Linked DNA regions of Homo sapiens: regions 2 and 3 are each linked to region 1. Evidence: chromatin contacts called from ENCODE Hi-C or POLR2A ChIA-PET data. All regions are on one chromosome and are shown on one strand. Each heading gives the region's core, a stretch centred on a gene start or an enhancer-like site at or near the end of the contact. The rest is flanking DNA. Distances are from core to core; before and after follow the strand shown.

The links. A loop is a pair of places that touch in the nucleus more often than their neighbours do. ChIA-PET counts read pairs that join two places held with the same protein, here RNA polymerase II (POLR2A). Pooled maps may share reads with other maps.
Region 2: a loop to region 1 is called in a pooled map, with 2.7 times the contacts of the local background. The contact joins the enhancer-like site here to the promoter of RPS4X in region 1. A Hi-C loop is called at or near these places in 1 of 168 maps with a recorded cell type or tissue (naive thymus-derived CD4-positive, alpha-beta T cell) and 7 of 50 pooled maps. POLR2A ChIA-PET finds 5 or more read pairs at or near these places in 2 of 52 experiments (PC-3 and T-cell).
Region 3: a loop to region 1 is called in a map of ascending aorta, with 4 times the contacts of the local background. The contact joins the promoter of RTL5 here to the promoter of RPS4X in region 1. A Hi-C loop is called at or near these places in 3 of 168 maps with a recorded cell type or tissue (CD4-positive, alpha-beta memory T cell, ascending aorta and naive thymus-derived CD4-positive, alpha-beta T cell), 3 of 37 single-sample maps with no recorded cell type and 15 of 50 pooled maps. POLR2A ChIA-PET finds 5 or more read pairs at or near these places in 13 of 52 experiments (A549, A673, AG04450 and 10 more).

What each region holds. Positions count from the first base shown.
Region 1 is chrX:72,275,646-72,279,204 of GRCh38, forward strand. It overlaps RPS4X (ribosomal protein S4 X-linked), which reads right to left and starts at 1,603. Exons shown (of 7, transcript NM_001007.5): 1 at 1,548-1,603; 2 at 512-589; 3 at 1-79. The coding sequence starts at 1,550. RefSeq lists enhancers at 1,103-1,182, 1,353-1,422.
Region 2 is chrX:72,093,446-72,097,004 of GRCh38, forward strand. The region is part of intron 1 of NHSL2 (NHS like 2); the gene reads left to right. Among named protein-coding and RNA genes, the nearest start is that of RTL5, 37 kb to the right of the region's middle. Within about 2 kb of position 1,651, at least 7 of the 41 ENCODE cell types and tissues checked have a DNase peak (open chromatin) inside an H3K27ac peak, as active enhancers do.
Region 3 is chrX:72,130,654-72,134,212 of GRCh38, forward strand. RTL5 (retrotransposon Gag like 5) reads right to left here and starts at 1,262. Exons shown (of 1, transcript NM_001405151.1): 1 at 1-1,262. The coding sequence starts at 887. NHSL2 (NHS like 2) reads left to right here. Exons shown (of 8, transcript NM_001013627.3): 2 at 1,426-1,581; 3 at 3,438-3,559. RefSeq lists silencers at 1,053-1,122, 1,283-1,342.

The sequences.
Region 1 (3,559 bases), core at 353-2,852:
ACTTAAGTCTGTTCCTCAGGAAAATGATGAGGGGGAGACACTCTCTCAACTTGTGGGGACCGGTGGATGGACGAGGAGCCTGTAACGTTAAAAATGATAATCACTGTTGGGATTCACTAAAGCACTCAAACCTACCTCCTAGTCCACCAGATCCACTAACTGAACACCAAGACCGTCCATATTACACCCAACTTGGACTTTTACACAGGAGGTGTAAAAAGCATCCAAAACTATTTCATACCTTAAAGTTTTATAGCATCTTCCCTGTCAGAGGACCAGGATCATTAAGAACATGAATCCTGAGTCCATGTAAATGTACTATGTGGTATGTGGAATAAATGAGGCACAAAAATATTAAATCGATTGGAAGTGGAGGACAGCTAGATAGTATAGCTCCTTCAAGGGCAGAGGAAGCCAAGAATAGATATTCCTCCCCTAGCCTGGTCCCCAAATGAGTCCTGGGAGACACTTAAAAACAGTGGCCACGGAAATATTTATATAAGATACTTACAAACACACCGGTCAATTTATCCAGCATCCAATGCTTTGGAGCTGCCACCCGCTTCAGATGCTTCTTGGGACCACGAGCCTGAAAGTTTTAGATTGCAATGCTGTTAATCAGGTTTCAGAACAGCTTATAAAACCTAGTGTGAAACTAAACTCTTAGTTTAGTTTCATCTTCAGCAAAATGTGGACAATATTAAAGTATAGTGTTCCGATAAAACAGAAACAAACACAGTTATTTAACAAACACCGTGAGATCCATAAGCTGCAACAAGCCTTCTTATTGTAACAGAGAATATTCTTGGTTACTATGTTTCAGAACGTTTACTGATTACTATCTTTCAGAACCTTGCTAAAGTGTTTCCATGTTACTGTTTGAAACTGTATCTGCTTAGAGGTTAGGGTCTTTCAAGAACACCATACTAGTGAAACGCACAGCAACAGAAATGAGCCAGGAGTCTACCTGTGTTTCTAAAGTTTTCACAATTTATTACCGTCTGTTTTTGACACGTATGGAACAAGATTCTGACATCCGCACAAACACATGTGCTGCTCCTTCGTACACTAAAGCCAAAAGCTGACACCAATTTTACTTTAAAAAGAGTAAGGAAGCCTTTTTAATGCTGTGTCCAGATGCTTACCGGCCACGTATGGTAAAGTCAGGCCGTGCCAAAAAGGCAATGACAAAGAAAACCTTTCTCCGCCGGGCACCCCCAGCGCCCACCAACCTCGGGCTCGCAGTCTGAGCTCCTGGCCCAGCCGCGGCTCCGGCCCGGGAGGAAAAGCAGCTTCTCCCGGGATCAGGACGTATGGCCGGGTCAGAAACCGAGGCCTTCCCAACAGCAGCACCAGATCTGCGCCTCCCCAACCCTAGGCCAGCGTTCGCCCTTCGCCCTGGAGCCCGTCCCGGCCTACCACGGAGGCCGTGATCCCTTCGCCTCTGCCCGGCCATCCCCAGTAGGAATCCCGAAACCTCGGGCAGCCCCGGCCGGGGGAGGATGGAGGCGGATACGTCCTAAGAGCTCGCTAACTAAACGGCTTACCATGGCTGCGTTAGGCAAGGAAAGAGGACCTCCGTCTTCCGGTGCGCGTAGAAATTGGGGCTGGAGACTGCGCGCGCCGGATTTTCAGCTGCTCCGCCCAGCTCAGCCCTTTGCTGGCGCGCCGGGACTCTTTCTTGCCATCTGCTGGTGGGAGGTCAGAAGTCCCGAGTTGAGGAACCGCCGCGGAAAGAGGGTGTCTCCTAAGGGCGATTTCCTCCCTCCCCTTTTTCCGCCCTTCCTCCTCCCATATTTGCTGAGCGCCTCTTGTGTGCCTTATTCTGTGCTAGGTGCTGGGAATACAAAGATGAGCTACACAACATCCCTGGCCTCAAGGAGAGTTCAAAGTGAGCTTACTTCCAGTCTCACGTACAGATGATTCTACGCCTGTAATCCCAGCACTTTGGGAGGCCGAGGCGGGCGGATCATGAGGTCAGGAGATCGAGACCATCCTGGCTAACACAGTGAAACCCCGTCTATACTAAAAAAAAATACAAAAAAATTAGCCGGGCATAGTGGCGGGCGCCTGTAGTCCCAGCTACTCGGGAAGCTGAGGCAGGAGAATGGCGTGAACCCCGGAGGTGGAGCTTGCAGTGAGCCGAGATCGCGCCACTGCACTCCAGCCTGGGCGACAGAGCGAGACTCCGTCTCAAAAACAAAACAAAACAAAACAAAACAAAGAACTTGTATATAATCAATAGAATACATTTTAATAAATATTTAATGTTATTTCTTAAACGTATTTTGTCTGTCCCTTTTTTGTGTTCCCTTGAGCCAGCCAGGCAGCCCATACTGAGTTGGGAAGAGCCAACAACGTTTTTAACCCCCTCTTGCTTCTCTGCTTGAACTCTGACATCCTCCCCCTTGCTTCCTGTACAACGCATTTGGCACTTATAGAGACTCAGGGAGGAGAGAGGATATTAGAAATCGTCTGGTTATATCTAACTAAAATGTAGATCTGATCCTGCTTCGAAACTGCCCTTGGCCCTCTGTTTCCTGCCGTAAGGGAGCAGGTCTGAACTTTATCTGGCTCCATTGCTCTCTCTCCCCAATCCCAAACTTCAAAGCTCAAGCCCCACCAAGCTAGTTTGTTCCGAGGGAGTCAGCTCTTTTTGTTTGTTTGTTTGGGAGACAGGGTCTCACTCTGTCACCCAGGCTGTAGTGCATGGCTCACTGCAGCCTCGACAGACAGCCCGGGCTCAAGCGATCCTCTCACTTCAGCCCCCACGAGTAGCTGGGACAACAGGCGCACGCCACTGCACCCAACTAATTTTTTGTAGTTTTATTTTTTTGTAGAGACGGGGTTTCGCCATGTTACCTAGGCTGGTCTCAAACTCCTGGACTCAAGCGATCCGCCCGCCTCGACCTCCCAAAGTGCTGGGATTACAGGCCTGAGCCACTGCGCCTGGCTAGAGTCAGCTCTTTCAAGACTGCTTGTGGACTCGATTCCTTAGCTTGGAACTGCCACAAACAGCCAAACCCCCTTCCTGGGTACCACCTAATCCCACACCTCAGCCTTGGAAATGCACAGTTCAAGTCCCTCTGGTTCTGTGGGCTCGTGGTCCCCTCAGTCAGGGTAAATCCCTCATTCTTGCCCCAGAGGCTTGTGTTCAAACTTGGTGAGGGCACACAGCACATTAGGTAGCAAGGACAAATTTAGTTACCTGGCCTCCACCAAACTGAGCACCTCCAGGATGGAGCCTGCCCTAATTCATCTGGGCAGGCCCCTTGCCACTGAACAGAGAGCTCGGCACTGTGTCCAGCACTTGATAAATACTTGTTGAATGAATAAACGGAGTCAGCATCCCACTTATTGTGCCAAGTCCTACTGTACTATCCCTGAGAGCATCCAGCCTGTGCCTGAATTCTTCCCACCATGAGATCAAGCTCCTAACTCATGAGGTTCCATTTCACAAGTCTCTATCTGTACCATCCACTTTACCCCTCAGCAGTCTGCAGAGGAGCAAGAGAGGGAAACATTGTTGGCTCTTCTCAAGCAGACAGTATTAACCAAG
Region 2 (3,559 bases), core at 401-2,900, 180 kb before region 1:
TTACCAGTCATTTCCTGAATACCTGGCCTTGTGCTGTGAGCAACATTATTTCTTCAATCCAGGAGTCAAGGAGATGGCTGAGAAAGGGCCTGCTTCCTTCCAAAGTCCAAGGTATTCTATAGGGTGGGTGACCCACAGGTTGTCTGCCTCACCTTCCATTGATAGATGTTGAGGATGCTTCCATTTTCACCTTATTACTAGCAATGGAGCAATGAACATCCTTGGACTTATATCTGTGTGCGTGTGTGTGAATATTCCCCTAGTATAGCTTGCTTGCTTTCTTTCTTTCTTTCTTTCTTTCTTTCTTTCTTTCTTTCTTTCTTTCTTTCTTTCTTTTCCTTTCTTTCTTTCTTTCAAAACCTACTCTTCTCTGTTGCCCAGGCTGGAGTGCAGTGGCATGATCTCAGCTCGCTGCAGCCTCTACCTCCTGGGTTCAAGTAATTCTCCTGCCTCAGCCACCCGAGTAGCTGGGATTACAGGTGTGCTCCACCACGCTTGGCTAATTTTTGTATTTTTAGTAGAGACGGGGTTTCACCATGTTGGCCAGGCTGGTCTGAAACTCCTGACCTCAGGTGATCCACCTGCCTTGGCCTCCCAAAATGCTGGGATTACCGGTGTGAGCCACCGTGCCCAGCCCTAGTATAGCTTTATGAAAGTGCAGTTACAGCATCCAACAGTGTATAAATAGTTACTTTAAATAAGTACCAGAATATTACCCTCAAAAAGGCTTAAGAAGTTACACTTCCACCCTTTACCTCGGTTATTGCACTCCTAGGTCTATACCCTAGAGAAACTCTGAGACAGGTGAATGATGGCATATATGCTGTGAATGTTCATGATGGCAAAGAATGGTATGGACAATTTGATGCAATTTATACAGTTTAAGAACATACAACCCATACTGTATAGTTTATTGTTTATGAGCACATACATAGCACATTTCAAAACATGCAGGGGGCTTTGACTCAAGCTGTAGTATTTTATTTCTTTAGGAAAAATGTTCTGGGGCAAATAAAGGGAAATGAATTTGTTCCTGATATTTTTTCATATGCTTGAAAGAGTTCGTCATCTAAAAAAAAAAACAAGACAAGAAAAAGGCAGGGCAGGTTCACAGCCCCTCCAGAGCCCACCCTTTTGTTCAAGGGCACCTGGTACATCAGAGAGATGGATAACCTCCATGGGAAGAGACTTTGCACCCCAATTCACTAAGAGCCCCTTCTCTCCCAGACATCAGTATAAATCCTTAGGATCTATTGCTTGAGTAACCTTATGATTCTCGACTTCCAGGCCCAAGAGAATGATAACCAAATTTTTGCAGTTGTCACCCTAACACTGGGACCTGCCTGCCTGTCCATCATGGAGCTCTAAGTATACTTGAACCACATGTGAGGAGTAATTGGGGCAAATTTTAGATTCAACCCTGGATTTGGCAATGCCCTTTACCATGAGCCCACCATTGCAACGCAGGGTGCAGTAAAGCAAGAGCATTGCAAAGCTCTTTCTGAAACCAGAATTTTGCCATAATGCCTCCTGCTAACAGTGTTGCCTGATTAGCAGACACAATGGGACCATCAGGCCTTATCAGCACCACTTGGTCTAAAACAGAAACCAGGAAGGGCTGTCTCTCAGTGCTTGGCCCCTGTTGCCATGGCCCCTGTTGCCATGGTTCCCAAGCACTTTTGCTTATGATTTCTCTCAATCGCTTATAGCATCCATCAGCAAGCAGGACCTAGAAGCTCTTTCGGGCAGACTGAGAAGAAAGCTGTAAACAGGAAAGATAAGAGCAAGTAAGGGAAGTAATTAAACGAGCAAACAAGAAATGTAGATGGAAAGAATTTGGGGTGAGGCCCAGAAAACAGCTTTTGTTATGTAAAAGAAATCTTCTTGAGATGTGATAGACCAAGGTGTCTGGGTCAGAATTTGCCAAGAAGTGCCCATTATGTAGCTGCCATGTGGTATAGGTACAGCAACTCTGTGCCCTGGATTTTCCAGAAAAGTCCCAGTTTCAAGTATTTTATTCTGTTTGTCAGACCAAGAATTCTGATTTGAGATTCAGAAAATAAGGTCACTGTAGTTAGAGTAGTCATCCAGGAAAGCCTGATTTAGAATCCATTGTCCTCCCGGGCTGGTTGGCAGGGAATCCCCACAGGACTTGCCTCTAGGGCCCTGAAGGCCTGAGTAAAGTAGCCCCTTATACAGCCAAGAAATATCAAAGTGCCTCTCAACTCCATGCCCTCCACACTCCCGTAGCTCTCTGAGGGGTTTAGCCAGAAAGGCATGGGCTTTTGACCCCCATAGACCTGGATTTCAATATGCTCTGCATTAACTCTGCCAACATAGGCAATGCTCTGAGCCTCAATTTCCTCATCTGCAAAATGAGAGCAATAACACAGGGTTATGACAGGGTTATTCTGAGCATCAAATGAAGTTTTTGTTACCTTTAAAGCACTGTACAAATGTGCACTGCTAAAATCCATTCCTTCATTCAACAAATAAGTGTCTACTACATGCCAGGCATGAGGCCAGGCCTGAGATTACAGTGGTCATCAAAACAGACAGGGTTCCTGCTGGCACCCTGAGCTTTCAGGTCACAGGGGTAGACATATTAGCCAAAGATCTCCTCATCCGAGGTCCAAGCAGAAGGGAGATGCAGTAGGGCTGCTCTTTTAAAAAGCTGACTGTGGCTGCTTCGTAGAGCCAGAGGGCAGGAGAGGGGGCTGGGAGGCCACTTAGGAGACTTCTGCCTGCAATAGTGGCTTGGTCTAGGGTGGTGGCAGTGCTGATGGTAAGAAATGGCCAGATTCTGGACAGATTTGGTAAGTAGAATCAACGGAACTTGGTGACGGACTAACTTTTGGGAGTGAGGAAGAGGCAAGGAGATATTTTAGCTAACTGTGTCCCCAGGACTTGGGCCACTGGAGCCCATAAAGCCAATCCCAAGGCTGGTGAGGTACAATGTATGGAGGGTCCATTTCTCCTTATCTCGCCTCTGTAGAGCAGTATGATGTCAGTCCTTCAGTCCAGAAATCAGCTTGCTAGACTTAATCTGAAAAAAGCATTTAGTACTTAAAAATTGTATAGGATAATATATGGCATTCTAGCTTTATGTTGAACGCAGAATTCCTCTTAAAGGTAAATTGTTTGCTTCCAATTTTTAAGTTGTTTTAAAATTGACAAATGTAATTATTTGTACATATACATGGGGTATACAGATAATGTATAGTGATCAGATCAGGGTAATTAGCATACCCATTATCTCAAACATTTATCATTTCTTTGTGTTGGGAACATTCAGTATCCTCCTTCTAGCTATTTGAAACTATATATTATCATTTGGGTTTTTTAATTCTTTCTTCTTTTAGAGACTGGGTCTCACTGTGTTGCCCAGGCTGGACTCAAACTCCTGGGCTCACGCGATCGTCCTGCCTCAGCCTCCCGAGTAGCTGGGACTACAAGCACATGCCACCATGCCTAGAAATGATACGTGATTTTTAACTATAGTCATCCTGCAATGGCATAGAACACTAGAACTTTTTCCTCCTCCCCAGCTGTAATTTTG
Region 3 (3,559 bases), core at 12-2,511, 150 kb before region 1:
TCGGCCATTTCTGTTGACCATAAGAGCTCTTTGCGGAAGAATTCCGACAGGCCTTTGAGGAATTGGTTTTGGAGGCGGCAGTCATCCCAAGACAAGAATTGGGCCAGGAACTGAAAAGCATCTGCATAGCTGCCGAGGGTACAGTGGCCCTGCTTGAGCTTGCGAATGGCCTTTTTAGCCACACGTGGGGGGATGGGGCCACAGAATTCCTTACGGATTTCATCCAGGAAGCGCGGGAAGTTGGCATGCAAGGGGCTTCCTTCCTGGGTGACCGAGATGGCCCAGTCCTTGGCTTCGCCAGTGAAAAAGGAGATCAGAAAGGCCACCCGCTCGGCGCCCCCGGGGAAATGAACCTCATGGTCGGCTATGAAGGTCTCTAGCTGCATCAGGAATTCAGCCAGGTAGACTGGGTCTCCTGAAAAGGGCTCTATCTCAGGCCGCTCCAGCGGTGCCAGAGGGGGTTGCGGGGGCGGTTCCTTTGACGCGGGCGGAGGCAGCGCCGGCGGGGGCGGGATGGGCAGCAGAGGGGGGTCAGCGGGCCCGTCGGGGGTGCTGCGATCCTGGATCACGTTAATCAAAAGATCATCCGAGATACAGTCGGGCTCCGCGCGTGGGGGAGGCCGGCACAAGAAGGGCAGTTCTCCCCCGGGAATGACTTCGATCTCACTGAGCGCGAACTCCAAGTTCTCCTCCGCAAGGACGGGCACTATGGGTACTGGCCAGCGGATGTAGCTGGAGACATTGCCCCGCAAGGAATTAACCTCGGCCAGGGCTCTCCCGAGCTGGAGGCCCAAATTGGCATTCTCCCCGCGAAGGGCATTTAATTCTTCGCGCAGGGCCACATTCGCCATGCGGAGGCTGTTGAGATTTCCTGACGCCTCAGACATCTCGACAAGCCCAGGGGCCCTGGGGCTCCGTGGTGGGGAAAGGGGAACTGGAACTACGGGCGGCCGGAGGAGGCCGAAATGCGGCGGCGGGGCTCGGGAGGGACCGAAGTGCGGCAGCGGGGCACGGGCCAGGCCGGGCCACACCCACCGGGGCGAGCTCGGAGGGCGGCGCTCTGGGCGGAGGGCCCGGCGGCTCGGCCCAGGGCGCGTTACCTCGTCGCCGGGGCCGGAGAGGGCGGGCGGAGGCACGGGGCCCGGAGGCGCCAGGCGGAGGATGCGGGCGACACGGTGGCGGCGGCGACCGCGCGACCGGGCGGGCGGGCGGGCAGGGGCGAGCGGAGCGGGAGGGAGCGGACTGCGGCAGGATCTGTCGAGGAAAAATCTTGCGGCCGGCGATTCCCCGCCTTTTAAGCGCAGCCTCGCACTCCCCCCACCCCACGCAGGGGCGGGCCTTGGGGAACCGCGGGCGCCCACTGGCCGCCGCGCGCCGCTCCCCTCCAGCTCGCCTGCGCCTCTCACTGACTCTCTCCTTCCCTAGCTGCAGCTAACTCGGGTCGGGAAAATGCGACAGCGACTGCCCACTCGAGGTCGTCATGGCGACAGCCAGTGAACGTGTTCCTCTCCTCGGGCAGGCCCCCGAGTGTAGAGGAGCTGCTTCGGGAGGCGCAGCTCAATCTCCAGAGCCTGTTGCAAGGTACCGAGAGGGAGGGGGGCTGCGGCCGGAGCCCAGAAGCGAGATGCGCAGCGGCAGGAGGGAGGCAAAGAAGAAAGAGGACAGGGACCAGCAAGATAAAGACAGAGAGTTTAAAAACAATCGACAAAGCAGTTTCCAGCTTTCACCTTTCAGCCTAATGATTCTGAAAGAGGCTATTTCCAGGGCTGTTTCCCCCCATCCCCAGCCCCTTTTTTCAGCTCAGTAGCCCATGGGGAAACAAGGACAGAGACTGAGGCAGGGCCATAAGTTATGCCATTCACCGAGAGCTGGGTGGGAGACTCCCACAATGTGGGCCTACATTCCCTCCAGCCCCCCTCTTGCCACATCGCCCATGCCTTTGGGATCCTGGCACCAGAAGACAAAGGGGGCATCTGCAGGATCTCCCACTCTGGGCTTCACTCACTCTGCTCTTGCAATAACCCCTGGATAGCTACTGCCTCACCAAAGTAAGCCCAATACACAGCACCCAGAGGTCACCTATTTTGTCCCCCCTAACCAAGCCTGAGCTTCTCGATGTAAAGAATCACATCTTGCTACCCTTAGGTTTCCAGAAGCACCTGGCACAAGGCTGGATTCCCTCCCCACCTGCCAAGAGGTGCTCAGTGGATGTTGAGCATGAAAAGAGGTCTTGTCAGCACTCCTTTATCTATACTAATAAAGGTTAACTCTAATGGCGAATAGAAAACTGCTGATGGGCCACCAACAGGATGACAGCCATAACCCCCACCCCCTACCAGGGCAGTGGTGACCTTGGAAAAGCAAGATGCCAAGGGACACCATGAGCCTTGTGTTCAGATAACAAAGGACTTGCCACACAGAAAAAGAGTCGATGTGCTCTGTGTTGCTACCATGGCAGAATTAGGACCAGTGGGTGGAAACCCAGAAGGAGGCACATTCCACCTCCAGATAAGGAAGAACTTTCTGACACACCTGACAGCCCCAACTGTCCGTGGAAGAAATGAGCTGCCTTGGGAGGGAGGGAGCTCCCCTTCCCTGCAGGTGTGTGCGCTGAGGCTGAAGAAACACCTAGAAGGGCTGCTGAGGAGGGAGTCTGGGCACAGAATGAGGCGTTGGACCAAAGAACCCCAAGAGCAACCCCAAATCTCTGTGATTCTGAGTCTTTGTTCAGTGTACATACAGCATGAATGTCCCTTCTCTACTCTCACTTTCTTCATGTATTCTCATCAAATTCATCACTTCAATCAACCCTATTCAAATCTTGTGCATCCTTACTCACTGATGATGCCGCTGAACTTCTGCCTCTTTTATGCTGTTACCTCCTCCTTCCCTCTCCTTCACCTTAGCCCTCCTAGACCTGACATCACTTACAGCGGGACTAAGGTGCAGGGAACACGGCCCACAAAGGCTCAAGTAAAAGTTCTTGACATCCAAGAAAGAACTCCAGATTGGACTTCCTGGTGTAAATCTCTTCTTGCTTCACACAGGTCATTTCCTTGGTAGGGTCGCAGAAAACCTTAAGAGCTGCAGGGCTTCAAAGAGAGGAACTTGCAGTCCAAAGTAGCAAAAGGTGTCTGCATTCTGAGCCTCTTTTCGTAACTGAGCACTCAAGGTGGGGATCATTGAGATAAGGGCTTGGTCCCCAAACCACCACAGCATGAATTTATTGACTTTCTCTTCTCCTCGATCCTCATGGTCCTGGGAAGCAAGCACTTTTCCATTTCCAAATCCAGTGGCTCAAACACCTGGAAATAGCCTAAAGAAAATGCAAGTCAGGCCTGGCAGCTAGAGCAGGAGTCCTGGCTCATGGCCCTTCCCCGGCCCAGCGCTCGGCCATGGCACCCTAGAGTGTGTGTCTCCACTGTGCTATTTTTCAGAAGAATATGAGGAACAGTACTCGGAGGCCAGACTTGTGGGGCAGACCTTCCGCTCTTCTGATGAGGCCACTAAGCCCACCCCCAACCCAAGGCCCCAGTCTGCCAGGCGTCTGGAGTTTATA